Linked DNA regions of Homo sapiens: regions 2 and 3 are each linked to region 1. A link is an interaction called in ENCODE POLR2A ChIA-PET data of the cell type or tissue named here. Cell type or tissue: GM12878. All regions are shown on one strand.

Region 1 (8,000 bases):
AAGAGAAACTCTGAAATTACAGTTTTCTTAATTTGAACTGGATCAAATCTTAGATAAGCAGGACTCACTCATCCACCAAACAGAGCTAGCCGCATAAGTTGTAAAGTTTTTCTTTTCCCATCACAAATGCTTCCCTGGGATTTAGTAAAACTGGAGGTAGGGGCTGGGCATGGTGGCTCACACCTGTAATCCCAGCACTTTGGGAGACTGAGGTGGGTGGATCACTTGAGGCCAGGAGTTCCAGACCAGCCTGGCCAATATGGTGAAACCCCATTTCTACTGAAAATACAAAAATTAGGCTGGCATGGTGGCGTATGCTTGTAATCCCAGTTACCCAGGAGGCTGAGGCAGAAGGATCACTTGAACCCAGGAGGCAGAGGTTGCAGTGAGCAAAGATCTCACCATTGCATTCCAGCCTGGGCAACAGAGCCAGACCCTGTCTCAAAAAAAGAAAACAATAACAACAACAAAAACGAAACAAAAAACTGGAGATGGGGACTCTGCCTGACTGGGATACTGTGAGACCTTCCAGAGGTGATGGAAGTTGTTTGGGATGGACAGAGGTGCCTGGTGCTAGAGGCAAGCAAGTTTGAGATTCTGGGCCCTGGCCACTGATGGCGAGAGTCCCTAGAGGAAGGTGCCTGATGGGAGCAAGAGCTTACTTTGCCCACTCCCTCTATGTGTAAAGACCTTTTGAGTGTAACAAGTGTCAGATTACAATTGAGTAGGTCAGAGAGAAAAGGAAATTCATCTGAACCATAAAGTTCTAAAGAGAGAGATAACATCATTGCCAATTTTGGGGGAAACAGAGCCACAAGAGGCTAATCACACACTGCCTGAGTAATGAAGACATTGTGGCAGCGCCACAGGATGGGCACATTGACTGATGGAATAGGATAGAGAATGCAGAAACAGACCTGTGTACTATCTGATAAATAAAGCTGAAAAAAAAAGGTTATCTATAAGGAAAATATGAAAATTATTCCCTGCCTCACACCATATAAAAACAAACAACTCCAGATTGACTTAATTGTCAAAAAAAAAACCTAAAATTTTTAAACTTCAGGCTGTAAATTCTAAATTTAGTTGAAAATATAGGCAAATATCTTTTAAACCTTGGAGCAGAGAAGAGTTTCTCAAAACAGAAAGTGCTAACCTTAGAGGTATTAAAGCAAAGAACATCATGTAATGCCTTGAATATACAGAAAAGACAACTTGTAAACAGATTAGTTTGAAGAATATTATAAAGAACTCCTAGAAATCAATAAGAAAAACATAAGCAAGCTGATAGAAAAATCATTAAGAGACCTGGACAGGTCTTCTGCGGAAGAGGAAACACACATAGTTAATAAACAAAGAGATACTCAACCTCATTGTGATCAGGGAAATGTGTTAATTCTACTGGCAAGTTACAAAGTCTAACCAAACCAAATGTTGCAGAAGATGTATGAATAAATCCACAAATCTCTCATTCCTTAAGGGTGTATAAATGATTACAACCATTTTGAAAAATGTTCACATACTTATTGCACAGCAATTTCACTCCTGGTTACATAAACAACCTTTTCACACACAGCAAAAGACATTCATAGCAATTGCTCACAATAGCAAAAATAAGAGAGTAGCTGAAAACATTATTTGTAGTATTTCACACAACGAAATATTACAGTGTTCAAAATTAATAAAACAGCCAGGCAAAGTAGCTCATGCCTGTAATCCCAGCTCTTTGGGAGGCTGAGATGGGAGGGTTGCTTGAGGCCAGGAGTTCCAGACCAGCCTAGGCAACATAGTGAGACCCTAATCTCTACAAAAAAATTAGAAGTAGCTGGGCATGATGGTGCCTGCCAGCGGTCCCAGCATTTTGGGAGGCTGAGGCAGGAGGATCGCTTGAGCCCAGGAGTTTGAGGCTGCAGTTAGCTATGATTGCACCACTGCACTCCAGCCTAGGTGACAGAGCAAGACTCTGTCTCTAAAATAAATAAATAAATAAATAAATAAAATGAAATTATATAAAAGGAAAGCAAGATAAAGATGCATCTAAAATGTAGTATGTTAATTACAGTGCATGGAAGAGGCAGGCAGAGTGGGATGAAGAAGAACCATGTGTTGGGTGGTATGTTTCTAGGAGCGTGTTACATTTTTCAAAACAATAGCCAAACAATCAAGTAGGGTTATGCATGGGGCAACTATAGGAGTGCAGAATGAAATAAGTATTATGATTAATCCATTTCCATGCGACTGAGATCCACTTAAGTAAATAAAACAGACCGGGGGCAAATTTGACATGGTCGTAGTGAGAAAAGTCCATTTGGAGTGAGAAGGTCCCCGTAAGTGGCCTTTCAAAAGCGATTTAATTATTCTGAGTCTCAATTTCCTGTACTATTCAATGGGTGAAACTACCAAGAGCTACACCAAGTGGGTTTGCTGCAAGGATGAAATGAGAAAATGTATGCGAAGTGTCACATATGCCAGCCCTGCCTCCTAACTTCCTCTCTCTCTGCTGTGCACCCCAGCAGCGAGTGGTGTATATGTGGGAGGTTCTGTTACAGTGAATATTAGGGGCACCTTGATAAGAAGAAGTCACAGAAGACTGGAAATCCATCTGAGAGGAAAGATGGGGGCAGTCCAGCTCCTCTGTCTGGGCACTAATTAGGTCGGGGATTTGGGGGCTGATTTGATGTACCAAAAAGTCTTGCGTTTTGTCTACAGCATGAACGGCTCCTCTATCTTCCCCAACTCACCCACTCCAGTCTTTTGTGTGCACGTGACAACCTCAGTGGCAATGTCATTAGAACATACTTTATTTTTTATTTTCAGTTTTAGAGGCAGTTTAGCATGGTAGAAAGCATGTTGGCTTTTGTAGCAGAGATTACTAGGGCTTCTCCATACCTGGTTTTCCTCTTTCCTGGGCACAGAGAAGTCTACTTTCCCAGGTTCCTTGAAGTTAGGTGGGGCCCTGTGAATGACTAGCTAATGGAATGTGTTTGGTGGTGATACAGTCAGGTCATCTTCAGCCCTAAGCATGGAAGCCCCTGCGTGAAGCTCCAGCCCTTTGTCTTCAGGTAGATTGACAATAGAGGCCCCATGTTGGGGTGGGAAAAGGGAAGGGTAGCTGAGCTGCCACAAGGAGGAAAACTACCCTGGAGATGCACTCAGATCTGCAACCACTTTTGCGTGGGTGAAAAATACACTTTTATTATACAAAGCCACGGAAACTTTAGAGTTTACTTGTACCTGCAGCATAGCTTGGCTTATCCTGACTTATCCAGCCTTTTCTCAGATTATCCTGGGTTAGAATGCTGATTCCATCAGCTATAGGCTGAAAGGTCAGGATGGAACAAGTCACTGAATGAATCTGATCCTTCATTCTTCGTCTTTCAAATGGTAACAATATCTGACTCATAGAATTCTCGTCAAGGTAAGGTAAGCTAATGTATTTACAGTTCCTTTTGCAGTGTCTGGAACAGAGTAGGCAGTCATAACTCATAGCTATTATTATTATTACTATTTGCTAGGTTTGATGCCAGGAATAATAGGAGGGAAGATAAAGCATCTCTCTTCCTTAAAGTGAACAGATTTTATTTGAGAAAATGAGCTGTGTGCTCAAGATAATTTAACAGACCTTACAAGGGATTGTTGAAAGAGCTAAACACACAATGGAGGGGCTACCCGCCTTCTCTCTGTCTCCCGGGAGCTACCTACCTGACACATCCTGAGTCATACAAGGACTTGCACTTTTTGAATATTCTCTAAAGCCCTGGGTAGTACATGTGAGCTACCAGGTCATCATCTATATCTGCATTAAGGCTCTCAGTGGCACTAGATGGTGAGCAGCTTTGGAGATTGACTGGTTGATCTGACTGAGGATCCACAAGCTCTGCACAGATGTGGGCTTAAGAAACATGGGGAGGCAGAGAGTCCTGGGGAGCTCTCGACGTGGTCAACCCAGAGGCAGTGGGATAAACCTGAGGACTTCCAAGGCTATTCCAGCCCCGAGACATTAAACTTCTCCAAGCCAGAACTGCAGAAGCGAGACACATGTGTGGCCATTTACTGAGTTAAGAAAATCTTCCCTTCAGCGTTTGGTGGGCACGTGGGAGGGCCCAGAGTAAAACGGGCAAGAAAGGAGACAGAGTTAGCCTCTGGGCCGTCAGAGATCCTGTTCCTGTTTTTATGAAGGTTCTGACAGAGAAGGCTCAGCAGGCTGGACAAGGGCCAGACCGCAGGGGCATGGCGCGGGTTGCTGGGTGAATGTTCAGAAGTTGAGAAGCTGTCAACGCCCTTGCTGGATGATGGTGATTGCACGTCTATTAAGCGTTGAGGGATCCTAGAAAAAGGGCATGTTTCCCCCACTCACCAGCTCCCTACCTCTGTCAAAGGAAACTGAAAGCAAATATACTACACAAGGGTTTCCCCAGAGCCCCAGGGACAGAAAATTTGCTACATTGGAGCACTGAAGCATGACTTTCAAATCTAGAACAAACTTGTCCCATCTTGAGACCACCGGCGCAAATCTCACTTGTCTGTTTAATCTTCTTTATGATCAACTATTTGCGCAATTTGGGCCAAAATCGGGGGCTCCACCCAAACGCTGCCACAGAACAGACTCAATTTCAGAAGGCACTTTCTTCTCGCCAGACCACTTGCTCAAGCCGCTATACAGCCCTCTGCTCAGGCCCCATGCCCAAAGATTGGGAAACTAAGGCCAGGGAAAGGGTGACGTGTGTGAAGAATGTCACAGCAGCTTAGACGAGGAACCAGGAATAAGCCTGACATAGCTTTTTAGACCAACATTTTGTTAAGAGGTTCATGCAGCTGATGATCTTGGTCCAGGCAAGTCGCTTAACCTTCCTAATCCTCAGTTTCATCATCATCTTCTTTTTTTTTTTTTTTTTTTTTTTAGACAGAGTCTTGCTCTGTCGCCCAGGCTGGAGTGCAGTGGCTCAATCTCGGCTCACTGCAAGCTCCGCCTCCCGGGTTCACGCCATTCTCCTGCCTCAGCCTCCCGAGTAGCTGGGACTACAGCCGCCCACCACCACGCCCGGCTAATTTTTTTGTATTTTTTTAGTAGAGACGGGGTTTCACCGTGTTAGCCAGGGTGGTCTCCATCTCCTGACCTCGTGATCCGCCCACCTCCCAAAGTGCTGGGATTACAGGCGTGAGCCACTGTACCTGGCCGGGCCTCTGGAGTTCTTAGGGACACACCTGCAATGAGCTTGGGAGGTCCCCTGCTCCCTCTCCATTTCTTTTCCCTTCTCTTCTAAACAGCCTTTGATGCCTGTCTGTTGGACAAGCTTGCATGTTCATTTAATGCAGGATAAAGATGTTGGCGCCTAAGAGGGCCACACTGTCTCATCTGTCCCCATTGGCAAATCTTCTTCTCCCAGTTCATTCCTCTTTTGCAAAACATGGATTATTATACCCATCTGACAAGGTCTTTGTGAGGATTCGAGAGAACACGCAAAGCCCGACATGTACTAGGCCCTTGATAAATGACTCTGGTGGTATTTGTGTGTCACGTGCCATATGTAATGCTGGACACTATACATGTTGGCACTGCCCCATCTCCTGTTTCCTAGATCTGCCCTGTGGGTGACAAAGCACAGGTGCCTTCACTTCCATGTGGTAACCCTTTACTATGGAAAGACAACAATTCGGTCCCCCAGAAATCTTTTCTCCAGGCTATGTGGACCTGGATCCTCAGCTTTTGTTCATGTGAACACTAGATCTCCTCATCTGTTCACACACCTTTGGGATGGGCTCAGATTTGCCAGTATCCCTTTTAAAATAGGACGCTAGGAATGAACTCTGTGTTTCATGAGAAGGATCACCAGGGAGGCCACCATGTTTCCTTGCAGACCCAGTGGAAGTTAATACCAGTCACACCAAATGACCTATTTCAGAGATGTGCCATAAGATTTCTGGGGACAGGAGACTAAACAAACAAACAAAAAATACATGTCCTCGCAGGCGGTAGGTGGACTTTGGGATTCTAGAATATTCCATTTCCTGACTTGGGTGATGGTTACATGGGTTATTCATCTTGCAATGATTCATTGAGCTAAGTGTTTTAAAATAGCAGCTTGGTTGAAATACAATTCACGTGTTATACAACTCGCTCATTCAGAGTGTACAATTCAGTGATTTTTGAGTATATTCACAGAGTTATGCAATCATCACCGCAGTCAATTTTAGAGCTTTTTCATCACATCAGAAAGAAACCCTGTGCCCTTTAGCTATCAGCCTCCTATAGCCCCATCTTCCTCAGCCCTAAGCGACCCCTAATCTGCTCTCTATCTCTAGAATCATTTTGGGGTCCGATGAAAGGTGAACTTTAACAACACGTGTCACTTATCCCATTTTATATATGGGGTAACTAAGGCTGAAGGCAGTAAAACAATTTGCCCAAGCTTCAGAGTAACTTAGACTGCAGAAATCCTCAGCATCGTCACCTAAGTGCAGTTGGCTGGCATGGAGGGGAGCTGCCTCCCTTGTCCTGATAAGCCCTTGGTTAGCGCTGGTGCCAGCTGCTAGCATCCATGCCCTCAGCCACTTAGCTGTATTCCTCCTCTCTGGTGGCCTGTGGGCTGGATTCATCCTTGTCCTATTGGGTGCAATATCTCCATGTCTCTAGTTTCATCCAGGCACTAGGTACCTCCAGCGCTTTGGAGCTTAACACAGGTGTGACAGCTGTGTTCTCCAGAAGGCAGATGCTGCGGTGGAGTTAGGAGTGCAGAAAGTTTGCAGGAAGAAGACCTGTGAGAGAAAAGGGGAGAAAGTAGAACAAGGCAGAAGGAGCCACAAGATTACCATGTACATCCAACAAAGTCCATGCCAGCCCAATGGGCAGCTCCAGAGCAAAGACTGCCCAATGAAGGAGTCCCACATAGCAAGGAAATTGGTATGCATTTTTGCTAGCACCTTGCTCGATCATTGGCTGATTCCCATCCATCCTCTTGCAAGGAATGTGTGACCTCAGGTAGGAAGTCATGGCGGACCCCAGGGAGCTAAAAGCTGGAGCCCATCAGCTAATCACACTCTGCAAGTCCTTTTCTGAAGCGACATCTGAGCACTGCATGTCCTTATCTGCCAGTGCCCCCAGCCCAAGCCAGACATCCCTGCTGGAATCAGTTATTGACAGGCTGGCTCAGGGAATCATCCAGAGTCCAGAACCATAGACTACGGACCTGGATTATCTACCAAAGAGCTGGTTATTCCAATCTCCCTGCTCCCCTTTTTTGGTAGTTCACGATAGGAGTGGTTTGTCACCAAACTGGGGGGATTCTGTAAGGTGTTTGGGCCTCAGCGCTCAAGGACCTGGGGACAGGTGTTCTTTGTACTGTTATTCCTGAATGAATTCAGGTCTCTGGTACTGGTCATAGTCATCGTTGTCAGCATCATCACCATCTTCCCCATAACCTTCTTTCCCAGCAGCAAACAGCATTTTTTAAATACCAAATTCTCAGTGATGCTAGATTGAATTTTAATGTAAAGGAAGGAAATATTCCAAGTTGTCCTGTCTACTAGAAACTTCTTGTATTAAGGGTAATCACTTACTAAGCCAAATACAGAATAAACATGGTGAACTTCTGGGCTCTAAGATCTCGGGTTTTTAATTTCCCCTCTGTAAGATGGGAATTACCTTGACTGCTTCCCTCTGATCCCTAAAGGACTGGAGAGACTTCAATGAGATAATGGAGGTGAGAGCCTTGAGCATCTCATTCCACTGTCATCAGAGCATCTTTTTGCCTACGGCTCTTGAAACCTCTTAAAAGCACCACCACATTTTCATCATATAAAAATTGCCCAAGAGACACTTCATCATTACCAGCACTTGGTGGGAACCTGGCATTCATGCTCACATTCCTCTATGATCACAGAGTCTTGTTGGTCCAAAGAGACCACAAAGGGCATCTTTCGTCTGGTCCGTCTGGGGCAGAAAGTAAAAAGCCCCAGAGGATCTTGTTTGCCTCCTCCCCTCTGCTTGGGCCCAGGCAGTT
Region 2 (8,000 bases), 110 kb after region 1:
GCAGGGGTGAAGCACAGTGGGAGAATGTGCTGCTTTGACAGAGGGAGCCAGGCTTCAGTCATTTCTAGAGAATACTAAGCACAAAGAAAACTTCCATTGACCGCATGGTTATGTCACTGGTTTTCCTGTTGCAGGTTGTTAAACGCGTCTCCTGTGTAAATGTTTCTGGAGCCCTGGTTTGCCTGCTTTCTTGGATGGCACGAGGGTAAGCTCCTTGAGGTCAGGAACTGTATCTCAGTTTGAGTGCTCCAGAAACCCAAATATACCAGCCAACTACTATAGGTTGAGTATCACTCGTCCAAAATGCTTGGGAACAGCAGTGCTCTGGATTTTTTATATTTTCAGACTTTGGAATATTTTGCACATAATGAATATCTTGGGGATGGGATCCAAGTCTAAACACAAAACTAATTTATTTTTCGTATACGCCTTATATACATAGCCTGAAGGTAATTTTAGAAAATATTTTAAGTAATTTTGTGCATGAAACAGGGTTTGTGTTAAGTACTTAATGTATAAAAATTCTCACTTGTGGCATCATGTCCACACTCAAAAATTTGGATCTGAAGCATTTCAGATTTTGGATTTTTGGATTAGGGATGCTGAACTTGTATATTTGAGGGATTTCTTGACTGAATTTAGCAGAGGGTGGGTAAGGGTGCTCTCTGACTTGATTGAAGATGTGTCTGCAGTGTCTCCCTCACAAAGATCTTAAGAATTGGGGGCTTATGGAACAGGGACAGGTAGGGATTGCTGGTGGAAAAAACACTTTGAGGAGGAGCCCTGCAGAATGAGACTCTAAAGAAGTTCTAGAACACAGAGGATTTAATTCCAATGAAAAGCATGGAATGATATGACGGACGGTTGGAAGCAAAAGTTGGCTCTTTCCCACCTCTGCCATCTGATGACAGTCCTGGCAACACCACGGCCTCACTTCTCTATCAAGATTTTAACTATCCAAACACTCTTCCTTCCAGCTTGAGTTTGCAAAATAAAAGTGATGCCGGCTATTAACTCTGTTCGAGAGTGAGGAAACTGAGAGAAAAAGGAAGTTGGGGCAGAAACCAGGAATGGACAGAGCTCTCCTAACTCAGGGTTGGTAGCATCATTTGCCAGATCTACAAGAACTGCATTCATCCTTAACTCTTTTGTGCATTAGAATAAATATCTGGCTTAGAATTTTTATTCAAAAAATGTCTGAACCTTCCTTCTCTTTGACTCCCTAGCCACTGCCTAGCCTTCTTTTTCTTCACTTCCAGCTTCCTACATCTTCTTCTTGGGTGGCAGGGAAGGAACCATAAGCACGGGCAGGGTGGGAGGCGAACACTCGGGGTTGCAGCTGTCACTGATTATGGAAGGGTGTGTAAGATCCCCAAGCACACGCGCTTTGCCTCAGTTGCTGAATGCAGATTTGAAAACCACAGCAAGAGTGAAGACCAGAAAGGACAGTTGCTGGGTGGGTCAGGCTGGTGGAGATCTACCCCAGCTCCCAAGTCTAGCTTCTACTTTCTCCACCTGGGTTTTCTTCCCTTCAAGAAGATGTGCAGGGCCAGTGTGGATGGGCAGTGCCACACGAACCATTCAAAAGACGGCAATTTCCTATTCTGTACCAACCTCCACAGGGATCTCCTTGCCATGACTCCCCTGGGTTCCACCCTCTTCCCTTGCAGGCACCATACAGCAATCACAGCAGTCGTTGAAGACATAGATCTCGTGTCTCTACCCTGCTTAAAATACTTCAAAGTCCCACCCTCACTCTAAGGATAGTCTCAACATGGCTTCTAACCCCTGCTTAATTCTCTAGCAGCAGCCCAGGTCAGCTCCTCTTGCCTGACTCCTCCCACACTTCCTTCTGATCCTCAAAGAGCCAAAGTCTCCCGCCATAGGCTTTTTTTTTTTTTTGAGTCAAGATTTCACTCTGCTGCCCAGGCTGGAGTGCAGTGACACGATCACAGCTCACTGCAGCCTTGAACTCCTGGGCTCAAGCGATGCTCCCATCTCAGCATCCCAAGAAGCTGGGGCTACAGGCGTATGCCACCATGCCTGGCTAATTTTTTTTAGAAAAAATTTTTGTAGAGACGGGGGCCCCACTATTTTGCTCAGGCTGGTTTCAAACTCCTGGCCTCAAGCAATGCTCCCCTCCCACCTTGGCCTCCCAAAGTGCTAGGATTATAGGCATGAGCCATGCTCCCAGCATCCATGGGGCTTTTATAAAGGCTGTTTCCTAGACTTATTTGCTTAGGTATCTCTTCTTCAGCTTTCAGGTCTCAGCTTAAATGTCATTTCCCTTCTGGACCTGGCAGGGCAGAAGGTGCCATCGAGGGAGTTGATGTTTGCCATGACAAGGACCAAAAGGTTCGGCATCAGGAGCCCAAGAGCCAGGACATCCACCAAAGGCTGTTGGTCAAGCTGTTCAGGTTTCCGGCCAGATGAACCAACTCCACCTTCAACCAGGTTGTGCTGAAGACATTGTTAATGAGTCACAGAAACTGGCCACCTCTGTCTCTCTCCCATATGATGGGGAAGATGAAGCTTTCTGGCTGGAAGAACAAAACAGCTGTGGTTGTGGGGATCATAATGGATGTTGTGCCCGTGCTGGAGGTGCCCAAACTCAAGGTGTGTGCATTGCATGTGAGCAGCAGATCTACAGCCGCATCCTCAAGCCTGGGCAAAACCCTCACCTTTGCCCAGCTGGCCCTGGCCTTCCCAAGGCCTGTGGCTTCAGCCTGCTCTCCCATACTTACAAGGGCCAAGGTGTACAGGCATTTCGGCCAGGCCTGGGGAACCCCACACAGCCACACCAAACCCTATGTCCACCCCAAGGGCCAGCCCCAGCTAAAAAAAAACTAACCCTGGGTCATCCTCTCTTATTTAAATATTTTAGGACCAGAGGCAATGGTTCATTCCAGTAATCTCAGCACTTTGGTATGCTGGGGTGAGAGTATCACTTGAGGTCAGAAGTTTGAGATCAGCCTGGGCAACATAGCAAGACCTCGTCTCTATGTCTCTACTAAAAATTAAAAAAAAAAAAATTGGATGCTGAAAAAAAAAGAAAAATGTCACTTCCCTTCTAGTTTGAAGAAAGTTTCCTGGGTTCTTCAGATTAGGTTATATGCCCCACTATATTTTTTTCATAGCATTTTTTTCACTTCTGTAAAGTAGCCCCTATTATATTAATAGTGATGTGAATTTTTTAAAAAAATTGTTTTTAAAAATTTTTAGTTGCTGTTCCCATTCTCCTCCTCTTCCTCCTTTCTCTCTTCCCCCTTTCTTTCCTCTCTCCTCCTCTGTGCCCTTCTCTTCCTCCTCCTTCTTTCGATAACATCATCTTCTTAGTTCCTAGGACACAGCCTGGCACTCTGTGCATATTTGCTGAATGAGTGTGTGGATCTGTATGCCCTAGGAGTTGGGAGGACCTTTAAGATGATTGAATCCCATGAGTCTCCTTTGCAGCACCCCAGCCAGATGTCCCTAGCCTCTGCTCCAATGCCTCTGTACTGTGAACTTGTAGACTCCCAGGGCAGCCCGTTCTGTCTAAGGAGGCAGCCTCGCGGCATGGTTAAATGCTCAGGGTCATACTGAATATGTTATTTAATTCTTCTCAGCCTGTTTCCTCATCTGTAAAAAGGTGGTCATAGTAATACCCACTCCACAGCAATGTTGCAATTGTCAAATGAAATCAGGCATGTGGAACACAGCGCCTAGCCACAAGGGATGGTTAAATAAATGTGATTTATTGTCATGATGATTATTATTTTACCGTAACCATCATCAGCCTGTCTTCAGATGGTGATGACAGAAGGTGAAGTTGTTCTTACATTGCATAGTGATCAATTTCTCTCTAACTTCTGATTCTCTCTTTGGGTTTGCAGGTTCCACATGACAACCATTGGTGTCAGAGGCCAGTGCCTTGATGAATATGTGTCTTCTCTTCTCTAGTTTACCATGGGACAGATAGCTACTGCACCAGTTTCAGGTCTTCTCACCATCTTGGCCTCTTTCTGAATAACTCCTCTTTTGCGATGTCCCCTTACTGCTCAGGCCATCCTAGGGATGAAGAAAGTACTGGGCCAAAGAGATCCATGGGCATCCGTGTAGGGAGTGCCAAGAAATTAGGATTATCCTGCCTCGGCGCCCAGCCAAGGTTAACAAGCTTTATGGTCTGTTCGGCAAACCTGAGGGGACCCGGTCCTCCATTGTGGGATGGGAGTTGAAGGAAACAGTGTTCAGGTCTGGCCCAAGCCAAAACCCATCTATTGCAACCTACCATTTCTTTTCTGCCTACTTCTTCTATTTACTTTTTCTGTTGTTGTTGAGACCAGGTCTTGCTCTGTTGTCCAGGCTGGAGTGCAGTGGCACAATTATAGCTCACTGCAGCCTCAATCTCCTGGGTTCAAGTGATCCTCCTGCCTCAGCCTCCCGAGTAGCTTGGGACCACAGGCACATGCCACCACACCCAGCTAATTTATTTTCTTTTTGTAGAGACAGGGTCTTGCTATGTTACCCGGGCTGGTCTGGAGCTCCTGGGCTCAAGCGATCCTCCTGCCTTGGCCTCCCAAAGTGTTGGGATTACAGGTGTGAGCCACTGTGTCTGGGCACCTTCTTTTTTTTTTTTTTTTTCTTTTAAAGAAGGCTATTAAGTGTCCAGTGCCTGGAAAGTTCCTTTCTTTCCTGAATTAATATACCAAATTAGTTCCTGCTAAAGTGTTAATGACTAACCCCAGTTTCACTTCTTGTCAGCAATCTGCCCTCCTCCATAAAGGGTTGAATAAATAGGACTTTTAGACATAAGTGACCGAGTCTGTGAGGGAGTAAATTTTGAGCAGGGGGAGCTCTCACGCAGGGCTCTCCAATTTACACTGCGGAGGTAGCTTCCTTTTCCACCTCTGCAATAAGCCAACCAACCCTACAAATATCTGGTAGAAAGAAGGGCTGTTCCAGTGAAGAGTCAATTAGTATGAAGACCGCCATCTACTGGCAGATGATATCTACTGGCCCCATTGGTGCGCTAGATAAGTTTTGTCATTGCAGGGGGTTTCCCGATTGGGTTGCTTGAATGCTGAGAACCAGTCCTCTCCCCCATTCCTTTTGCCTAATTTCCCTTTTACATTATTGCTTTGTTACTTTGATTCCTCAACATATACAGTATTTCACAGAGCCTTTATGCTACAGGGGATCTTTGGAGGGTATAACTGTTGTGTGTCATTAACACTTTAGTATAAATTAACTCAATTGACTACCACTAGTCCAGAAGTTGAGAAATTCCAGTTTGTCCCCTTTTTTCTCCCTTTCTTCCTCTCTTTCTCCTATCACTGAATATAGAAGTCAGGCTCAAAAACACATCTTAGCTCTGGAGAGGAAAGGACTTCAGGACATTTTCATTTACCAGAAGACAGCTGTGGAAGTTTTAAAACGGTATCAGCACACTGGCCTTCCTTACTCCATCAAATCTCATGTGTGCCCTTCTCGGAGTCTCTAAAACAAATGCAACTCCAGGAAGTCTCCCTAGTCTCTGAGATCCCGTATTTCCAGTTCCTTCACCCCTCTAGCTGTCTGCCCCATCTTTTTTAACAAGAAGCGTAAATATCTCCACTGTATTCTTATGCACATTTCATGTGTGGTGCGTCTGTTTCATGTGTGGTCTGTCTGGCCTCTTGTCATGGGCTGTTTACTTCCTGGAGGCACTTTGGTTTTTCTTTCTCAGTATTTCACCATTGCACTAAGTCTAAGTTGTGGCACTGATCACGGTATGTGCTGCCTGCACATTGTGAGATGTTCCGTGGTCAGGGTTCGAGCAGTGGGGAAATGGTGGCTCGGAAGGTCTTGGTGAAGCTCATAACATGTTCTATGTCTCTACACACCTATTTATAGGTGTGGTTTGCAAGGAGGGGGTATTAGAACCACCGTTTACAACCTGGAGTGTGAGTGTCCCTGAAGAGACAGGAAGACTTCCCAGGGGGTATTTGGGCATGAATTGTTTCAAGGCACTCCATTTCCAGATGCTGAATGCCGTATCTGCCCTTCCCTGAACTGATCTAGCAGACAGTGCACCTGCAGCTGGGGGGTCGGGCTGGTTCTCTGGTCCTGCCTGCCCTTTCTCAATAGCGCTTTTCCCACTTTACAAAAGGAAAAAATTCTGTTAACTCTCTCTCATCCCAAATCTTACTTACTATGGTGCATTAGGCCAAGTGTACAAACTTCCATGGCATCCAAAAAAGGACAACTGAAAATATTAATGAAGGCAACATAAATCTCTAAGGTTTTGTGTCTCTCTCTGTCTTATACATACGTCTGTGACGGGCAAAGCATGGAATTAGACACAGGGCAAGATAGGTTGTGTGGTAAGGCAAAAATATGATACCAATATTTGTCTAATGAGTCCCCTCATCCTTCCCCCAAGGATTATCAAAGAACATATTGCCATCATGCAAATCTCATGAAAATAAAATAAGGTTAGTGAAGGTAGGAAGTATTGAGGGTGGTGGCACATTATTTCATCCCGGTGATAAATTCATGGTACAGCTTCATGCTCTATCAATATCTATCTATCTATCTGTCTGTCTGTCTATCTATCTATCATCTATCTATCTATCTAATCTAGTATGTCTACTATCTTAGAATTAGAATGCAGAATGTTTGTCTTGGGGACATATATTAACTCATTGATTTGGCTTGAAAAATGAAAACTGGACGAGCACGGTGACTTATGCCTGTAATCCCAGCATTTTGGGGGGCCGAGGCGGGCAGATCATGAGGTCAAGAGATGAAGACCATCCTGGCCAACATGGTGAAACCCTGTCTCTACTAAAAATACAAAAATTAGCTGGATGTGATTGCTTATGCCTGTAGTCCCAGCTACTCAGGAGGTTGAGGCAGAAGACTCACTTGAACCTGGGAGGCAGAGGTTGCAGTGAGCCGAGATAGTGCCATTGCACTCCAGCCTGGCAACAGAGAGAGACTCCGTCTCAAAAAAAAAGAAAAGAAAAAAAAAATGAAAACTAAGTGTTTTGGTGGGGGACAAAGAATAAGTCTACTCTGGGTGATTAATTTTATGACCCACTTCAACAATTACCTTAAAGTGCCATAAACTGAATGTGCTAAATTTTCAGCTCTTAAAATTTCCACAATAAAAATAAAGTATATGATAATATAAAATCAATGTACAAAAAAGTTTTGGTAAACTTATATTGAAATGAAAGATATTTCAATTTCTCCAACCCTTTTTAAGTATATCAAATTAGAAGGTGTCTTTATGAGAAAGAATAACAAGCATAATTAACAATCATTTAATAAGTCTTGATAAAGTATTTTAGGTGATTTCCCAGAAAAAGAGGACTTAATGACCACAAAGACTAGGTAATAAATATTTGCAAGTCAGATGTTTTCCAATTCTTTGCTTTCAACAATATCAGAAGAGGACCTAATGGAGTTGTCAGCTGATAGATTATTAAAAATAATTCTTGATGATAGAGCAGTATGTTATTTTTGGCTTAGAACTTGGAAAGAGTTCAGAGAGCCAAATCATATTGCTATAATAAAACTCCATCCAAACTTATTTACGTGAACAAGGTTTCCCAGCATTACTTCTATAAAAATGAAAAGTATGAATAGAATGGATGCTATTCCTTGTCTAACTCTAATAACAAGTAATGTCATGCATGAGTGCATGAATTAATTAAAGATAAAAGCCTTATTCGGCTGGGCGCGGTGGCCCGTGCCTGTAATGCCAGCACTTTGGGAGGCCGAGGCAGGCGGATCACAAGGTCAGGAGCTCGAGGCCATCCTGGCTAACACGGTGAAAACCTGTCTCTACTAAAAATACAAAAAATTAGCCGGGTGTGGTGGCGGGCGCCTGTAGTCCCAGCCACTCGGGAGGCTGAGGCAGGAGAATGGCGTGAACCTGGGAGGTGGAGATTGCAGTGAGTCGAGATCACGCCACTCCCCTCCAGCCTGGGCGACAGAACGAGACTCCGTCTCAATAAATAAATAAATAAATAAGT
Region 3 (8,000 bases), 73 kb after region 1:
TGCTAAATACAAGTCATTGAAACCTCCCTAAGATTCAGAAAGGTAAACATCATTCTCCCCATACAGATGAGGAGATGGAGGTTCAGATAGCCTAAGTAAACTGCGCAGGGTCTGACAGCTGACGAGATAAAACCAGAATTTGAACCCACATCCATCTGCTTTCTTCACAATAAAGCTCAGAACTGGAAACAGAACATGAAGTTTCCCATCACACTCTCCTCACAGGTTTTGCACATGAAATCACTGTGTGGGGAGGCGAGTGGAACAGGTACCTTTTTTTGTGTCTGATCGAGACATCACGAGTCAGCCTCTGAGCCTGGGGACTGCCAGCGAAATTCCCCTTGAAGGTGAATGTACAGAGTTCCTGGATTAATGAAAGATGAAACTAAGAGCTGGTTCTCAGAATTGAGCGTGAGCCAGTGTGATCTAGGATGCTCTGAGGACCACAACTCACTTGTCACAGGCAGCACCTTCCACAGCCAGTGGTCATGTCCTGTGCTATGAGTTCTGCCACTCAGGTTGCAGAAAGCTGACCAAGGGATTGGCACCCAAGCCAGAAAGTAGTCTGACTCCTTCGAGGTGGCTTGGCAAAACACTCTGTTCCATAGGGGTCTTCCCCATGAGACAGTGACACGGTGACTCCATCGGACACTTTCTCTTGGAAAGTGTGAGTACAAGATGTACACTGAGAAGTGAGTCACTATCGCTTGGAGCTGTGCCCCGAGAAAGGATGAGCGATGGTGGTGGGTTTCTAGGCAGGCTGAACTGCAAAGTACTAACTTCAGGGGAACCACTAAGCACAGTTGCTGGGTCTCCTCCAGGGATAGTTTAGGGTCCTCATAAATCCTCATGTAACCCAAGACTCCCCCATTTCTTCAGCCTTCAGGGAGCATGCTTTGTTTTCGTGTCCTAGTAACATCAACTGGCATTCCCTATCCCCTGTAGCTCTAGGGACCCCCAGCGTTTCCAAGGAGCACCCAGGAATGCTCACACATTATGGTGGTCTTGATACCTCTGCCAGCTGCCTTATGCTCCTCAGCTCATATCTTGCTGTGGTAAAGCAAGAAAAGGTAAGGAATTGAGGAGGTGTGCAAGGGGGTGATCACAATGACTGGCCATGAAATTGAAGGTGGGTAGTAAGAAGGGGAGAGGGAGTGAGGCCAGTGAAGAAGAGATAATATCAATGGATGGCAGGATCTGGTGGGGTCCAAGGCTGAGTGGAATTGAGGTTCTAGAGGGGTCAGCTGGAAAGGCAGGAGGTGGGATTAAAGAGTGGCATGCCTGGCCAGGTGAGGTGGCTCACGCCTGTAATCCCAGTACTTTGGGAGGCTAGTGGATCACGAGGTCAGGAGTTCGAGACGAGCCTGACCAACATGGTGAAACCCTGTCTCTACTAAAAATGCAAAAAAATTAGCTGGGCATGGTGGCGGGCGCCTATAATCCCAGCTGCTCAGGAGGCTGAGGCAGGAGAATAGCTTGAACCCAGGAGGCAGGGGTTGCAGTGAGCTGAGATCGCACCACTGCACTCCAGCCTGGCGACAGAGCAAAACTCCGTCTAAAAAAAAAAAAAGAGCCGGAAATTGAGGTTACAGTGGGATTGAAATTATTGATAATAACAAGGTCTAGTGTGTGGACCATGGGGGAGGTGGATACAGTGTGGCAGGGGAAAAGAGGTGTCCCAAGAAGCGTGCTTACTGTATTTTAAAATCTCCAAGACAAAAGATAGGACTGGAGAGAGTGACAGTGGGCTAGGAGCTGAAATCATGGAGAAATGATGGAGCATGAGCCAGGCCAAGAAGAATTCACATATGCCTTAGGGATAACCGTCTCTTTTCTGAATTCTGATTTTCAGATAGATTGATAGGAAAGGCATGGACTTGCCCTGTGCTTATCTCCTGGAAGAAATCAGGTGACAACCTGATAGTTCACACTGATAGCCGCTTGCTGTGCTCTCACAGGTCTCTCCTTGAGGCAAGGTCTCTTTTGACTTTTGCAGGAGGAAAGAAGAAGTAAGGTGGTTAAATAGAAATTATCAGCATTCTTGCCCCTGCTCTACACTGTATCTGAATTCAGTGTATCCCATGGCAGACAAAACACTCCCATTTCCACCATGGAGCTTCGACCTTAGAATAAATATGTGTAAGGCAAGAAGAGCCTTAAGTAAAGAAGGCTGCTCTTTACTGATGCCAAGGTTTTGTTTGTTCCCTTGTTTGAGGCCCCAGACCATTTATACCCGGGATGTAGTAAGATGCAGGATGGGTGAGAGGTGCATTTTTTTCTGTAAAGTGAGAGGAGAACAATTGTGAGGCGGGACAGTAGGCAGATCTAGACAGAAATGAGCACTGTGGAAGCTGAAGTCAGGAAAGGGATGCCTTGAAGCTGCCCGGGCTGGCATATTTCTTGGGAAGTGTTTGAAGATCACTGGCCTATTTGGCACTGGTTTTCTGGGTCTCAGTTTTCCTTTCTATAAAATTAAGAGGTGCCACTCCATGATCCCTAAACTGCATTTCAGCTTTCAATATTTAATTCCACGCATTAGGCTGGGCTCCTGGCTAATGTGTGCATCTGCCGAGGTCATTCCTGTCTCCTAGGCAAGTGTGAACAGACTGGGCAATGCCCCCACTTCTCAGTGTGTTGTATCCCACCTGTCTCTTTCCCTAGTAGCAGGTCGTTTTTTTTGTTTTTTTGTTTTTCTCTCTGTCTCACGATATCACCAAGTGGCACTACCACGTCCTAGCCTAGTGATGTTGGGCAAGTTAACTTAACCTCTCAGAGCTTCAGGTAACAGTGTGCATTCAATAGGAATTCTGCTGCACAGACTCACTACAATATAGGATTTTAAAAAATGCTGAACTATTAAAAGAGGCGGCTTTTGGAGGATGAGATTCTTGAAACTATGTCTTCCATTTCTGTGCTGTTTGAGTTTTTGCTGTGAGCATGTACCTTGCTTTCACAGTAAAATGTGTATTTTAAATGTTATGATTTTGTGTTTTTGACTTAAATGATGCCCACTCAGTATTGCATTATGCTTAATATGCAGCTCGGAGGCTGTGGTCATTACACATGTCTTTGATAACTTTTTATTTATTTTATTTTATTATTATTATTTGAGATGGAGTCTTGCTCTGTCACCCGGGCTGGAGTGCAATGGCGCTATCTCGGTTCACTGCAACCTCCACCTGCCAGTTCAAGCAATTCTCCTGCCTCAGCCTCCCGAATAGCTGGGATTACAGGTGCCTGCCACCACGCCTGACTAATTTTTTGTATTTTTAGTAGAGACGGGGTTTCACCACGTTGGCCAGGCTGGTCTCGAACTCCTGACCTCAGGTGATCCTCCCGCCTTGGCCTCCCAAAGTGCTGAGATTACAGATGTGAGACGCTGCGCCCAGCCGTCTTTGATCCATTTTTTAAATGAAAGAACTGGTTCTTATTTAATAAATAGGGTGAGGATATGAATAGGAGTCAGGGTTGATAAGAAGGCTGGGGTGTTCGCTGTTCTCGAAGGATGTGCCTCCTCTGCAGTACGCACGGTTTTGACTTCCGCCTGGGCAGTGGGAGGGGAGGAACAGAGTCCTTGAGGTGGTGCCAAGGGTGGGGCTCAGGCACGACCGTCAGTGGGGTTCAGGGCTTGGTCTGGGAAGGGCGAGGCAGGAGCAAGCCCTACAAGACAGGAGTGGCTTAGCTGCACTCAGCGCTCGAGGGAAGGAAGCAGCGGGAAGTGGGTGGTTTCAAGTTTTACTTTCAGTTTTCACTCAAAGTCATTTCAGGATGAAACCCATTTAACGGTCAGATCTCTCAGCCAGATTTCTCAGCAAACCTGTGCTCCACCCCACCCAGGTCCTCCAGGTGGAGCTTGCGGGCGGGCGGGGGAAGGTGAGCAGCAGGAATAGAACGTTCTGCAGTGCCTGGCCTGGACCTGGGAGCTGTCCGTCATCCGCATATCTGCAAATTGTCACACCTGGGCTGGGATCAGCTCTACTGCTAGATTCGGGTGAATATGGGCAAGACATTGCACCTCTCTACTCCAGAAATGTGGTCCGCGCTCTTCCAGGTGTCCCCTCAAGTTATTTTCATGGTCTTTACTGTGACCCAAAGGCAATGTTTCTGAAATGTTGACCTGCAGATCCCCTCCCAGAATCCCTTGAGGTGATTGTCCAAATGCAGACTCCTAGGTCACCCCCTGACCCATTGGACCAGTTTCCAGGAGTGGAGTTGAGCATCTTGCTTTTTGATAAACTCTCACGTACTTCAAAGGCTGAGATCCTCTGTCCTAGGGGGTAGAAATTTTACCTTGGTATGTTATACTAATAAGCAACCTGAGCTCAATGGTGGAGCAGGTGCTCCCACCTTCATCCCAGCACTTTGGGAGGCTGAGGCAGGAGGATTGCTTGAGCCCAGGAGTTTGAGACCAACCTGAGCAGCATGGCAAAACCTCGTCTCTAGAAAATACAAAAAAATTAGCCCAGTGTGGTGATGTGGGCCCATAGTTCCAGCTACTTAGGAGGCTGAGGTGGGAGGATCACCTGAGCCCAGGGAGGTTGAGGCTGCAGTGAGCTGTGATCACATCACTGTACTACAGCCTGGGTGACAGAGTGAGACCCCATCTCAAAAGGAAAAGAAAAACCTGAGCTCAAGACACAAACTACACTGCTCAGGATCTGCCAAAGAACCAATCGTAGAGACTTGATTCAAACCCAGAGCTAGGGTGATGGGTGTCCCACTTTGCCTGGGAAAATTCTGGTTTATGCCTGTTGGCATACCTCATTAACAGTAGCCATTTTCCCCACTTGCAAAAGCATCCTGGATTGGATAATACATTTTATGTCTTCCCTATTCAGAGCCCCTAGCCATGACTATACCATACTACTGCCCCTTCAAAAAGGTCAGCTAATGTGGTTCTGGGAACACACAGGATAAAGGGGGCATAACCTGGCTGGGGAGGTAGGTCAGGGGAGACACCTTAGCTATGTATGATTCTCAAATCCCCTCTCTGCCTTTAGGACAGCATTATAGGCAATGGGTACTCTCAAGAAGGACACTGATGAGTAACTGATTTCCATCTCCACTGAAAGCTGCAACCATAGCAGCAATTATGATAATATCTAACACTTACGTAGTGCTCACTATGTGCCAAGCACCATTCTAAGCACTTTGCATATGTCATGGAGATGAGCACAGACCCTCAACAGCAGCCAGAGGAATTGAGCTGGACAGCAAGAACTCTTGCGTGGGAAACTTGTGATGACAATGCACTATTGACCGAAGGCCCAGGAGTCCAGACAGCCAGCCAAGTCACAGGGCAATTTCGGATGTAGCCTTTGTAAACTGTGACCTTTCTGGATGATCTGGAAAAAGTCAACACCAGGATCCTGAGCCTAATATGCAGTGAAAAGGAGCCCGGTTTTCCTTCTCCAGGGACCTTTAAGAACAGAGCTGCCTGCACATCTTGACTAATTTACATCCAGCCCCACCAGGAAGCAGGAGGATGGAGATGACCTCTGAGGTCCCTTTGAGCCTAAGGGGTCTGTGATCATTACAACCACATGTCAAGACCCGGGAGACATTCCCGTTTCCTGCTCTTTCACCTGGGGACCCAGGCTGTGGGGCCCCTTTTGCCTGTGTATTTAGTGGGTCATGACCTTTTCCCTGGGCCTCCAGGTCTCCTCTTTAGCATTCACTCCCACCCACCCACAGGCCCCTGAGCTCTTTCTTTTCTGGGGTCTCCCCTGAGGAGTTTTGGGTAGATGCAGAAAGTAAGCCCTTGTCTTCTCTCTACTTCACCTCTAACACACATCTGGACTTTCCCAGCCATGCCTGGGGCTTTTGCGGCAACCAAACCATTTTAGGGACCTGGAGCAGAACCCGTTCTCCCTAAAAAAGAGTTAAGGCAGCCTCCAAACCTGTCACCTGGAAACATGCGTCCCCTTCAGGGCAGCAGAGACGGTAGTCATGATGGCGGAGGGTGTTGCCCAAACTGGCCAGAGGCGCTGCCCCAGCCAAAGGCAGAGATTCCCCAGTGTGCTTTTTAACCCAGGAGGCTAGTGAAGGGAGTCCCTGGAAGACACTACCCCCACCCCCACATTTCTTATTTAGATCATCCTACATCAGGCAGCTGGAGGGAAGGCACTGGCTGAGGGCCCAGCTGCTTGGCTGGAGCAAAACTGACACTTTTCTTTTTCCCCTCTAGTTGGAGAGAGAGGGGGAGAAAGAGAAGAGAGAAGCGAGGAGAGGACAAGGAACAGAGTGAAAGGAGAGAGGAAAGGAAAACAGTGTGGAAAGGAAAGGATGAAGACGAGAAAAGTGGGAGAACAGGAGAAAGGGGAGAGTGATGCTGCCAGATCCACCAGCATCAACTTAAGGAAACAGATTTTAGGGTAGGGGTTTCATCATGGGCCTATAGGAGATCAAGGGGTGGGGGCAGGGTTGAGGGTGGGGAGGAAGTTACAGTGAACTGTGCTTAGCACAGTTGACTCTTACAGTAGGACCTCAACCCCTCAAAACCCAGCTCTTTGGGGGACTCTAGACAGTCTCTGCGAGGGGGTTCATTGGGTAAAGAGAGAAAGAAAGTGTTACAGCAACCCACAGGCACTGTGCATTCAATTTAGTTCATCCTTTTAAAAGTTACTTATTTATTCTTATAGACAGGGTCTCCCTTTGTGGCCCAAGCTGTAGTGCAGTGGTACCATCATAGCTCACTGCCTCCTTGACTTCTTCAGCTCAGAAGATCCTCCCAGCTCAGCCTCCAAGTAGCTGGGGCCACAGGCATGTGCCATCATGCCTAGCTAATTAAAAAATTTTTTTTTCTTTTTGTAGCGACAGGGTCTCACCATCTTGCCCAGGTTGGTCTTGAACCCCTGGGCTCAAGCAATCCTCCCGCCTTGACCTCCTAAAGTTCTAGGACTACAGGCATGAGCCCCCATGCTCAGCCTAGCTTATACTATTTATGCACCTACTTTTTATATGCCAAGCTCCATAGTAGGTGCTGGGCACATCACAGGTGAATGAGATAAAATCTCTGGCAACATTCTGGGGAGGATGTGCAGTGTGTTCAGTAGGCTGTGTGTGTGTGCATATGTGTGATGGGCTGTGGGCACTGAGACTCCTTCCAGAAGGATAAGAAAATACATATTCGTTTTTATGTATGAGTTAGGGGATCTAAGAGCTGGAAGATCCTTAGAAAGCCAGCTTGTAGGATGGTCCCTAAAAAACATCCAGATGAAAGATTCCTTCTTATATGCTAGCAGATGCCTCAGAGAGGGCAGTACTCCAGCTGATCCCAGGCACAGGGTAGGAGACGAGACATTGGCTCTACTGGTCAGATCAGGAAACCCAAGTAGGAGGAGGCTTAAGAGGCCATCTCCTTCCATCCTCTCTCCAAGGCAGTAATCTCCTACTCAGCTGAAGGCATGCAATATTTGCATGCCACCCCCGGGGCAAGGAAGCTAGCTACCTACAAAAACCCCTCGCTGCAATGGTAAATGCTAATATCCAGAATCTACAAAGAACTTAAACAAATTTACAAGAAAAAATCAAACAACTCCATCAAAAAGTGGGTGAAGGATATGAACAGACACTTTTCAAAAGAAGACATTTATGCAGCCAACAGACACAGGAAAAAATGCTCATCATCACTGGCCATCAGAGAAATGCAAATCAAAACCACAGTGAGATACCATCTCACACCAGTTAGAATGGCAATCATTAAAAAGTCAGGAAACAACAGGTGCTGGAGAGGATGTGGAGAAATAGGAATAATTTTACACTGTTGGTGGGACTGTAAACTAGTTCAACCATTGTGGAAGTCAGTGTGGCAATTCCTCAAGGATCTAGAACTAGAAATACCATTTGACCCAGCCATCCCATTACTGGATATATACCCAAAGGATTATAAATCATGCTGCTATAAAGACACATGCACACATATGTTTATTGCAGCACTATTCACAATAGCAAAGACTTGGAAGCAACCCAAATGTCCAACAATGATAGACTGGATTAAG

Evidence for each region. ChIA-PET counts read pairs that join two places held together with the same protein. Peaks named below come from ENCODE experiments on the same cell type or tissue, not always from the same donor. Only the 100,000 strongest peaks of a DNase experiment are listed, where the experiment ranks them.
Region 2: POLR2A ChIA-PET joins it to region 1 with 13 read pairs; 3 of 35 experiments call an interaction of 5 or more read pairs at or near these places.
Region 3: POLR2A ChIA-PET joins it to region 1 with 11 read pairs; 4 of 35 experiments call an interaction of 5 or more read pairs at or near these places.

What each region holds. Positions count from the first base shown.
Region 1 is chr12:4,211,772-4,219,771 of GRCh38, reverse strand. No RefSeq gene overlaps it. Among named protein-coding and RNA genes, the nearest start is that of CCND2, 58 kb to the left of the region's middle. RefSeq lists an enhancer at 4,464-4,683. In GM12878, no CTCF peak of the experiment used is centred here; DNase peaks (open chromatin) are centred at 2,443, 3,711, 4,301 and 4,677; H3K4me3 peaks cover 1,278 bases; H3K27ac peaks cover 2,152 bases.
Region 2 is chr12:4,104,538-4,112,537 of GRCh38, reverse strand. LOC124900317 (a long non-coding RNA gene) reads left to right here. Exons shown (of 4, transcript XR_007063173.1): 2 at 978-1,095; 3 at 2,258-2,616; 4 at 3,873-8,000. It also overlaps the pseudogene RPL18P9. Among named protein-coding and RNA genes, the nearest start is that of LINC03141, 97 kb to the right of the region's middle. RefSeq lists enhancers at 4,714-4,773, 4,861-5,155. In GM12878, a CTCF peak has its summit at 4,978 (motif pointing left); a DNase peak (open chromatin) is centred at 4,917; H3K27ac peaks cover 1,189 bases.
Region 3 is chr12:4,138,771-4,146,770 of GRCh38, reverse strand. No RefSeq gene overlaps it. Among named protein-coding and RNA genes, the nearest start is that of LINC03141, 130 kb to the right of the region's middle. RefSeq lists an enhancer at 327-426. In GM12878, a CTCF peak has its summit at 2,720; DNase peaks (open chromatin) are centred at 300 and 3,670; H3K4me3 peaks cover 672 bases; H3K27ac peaks cover 3,097 bases.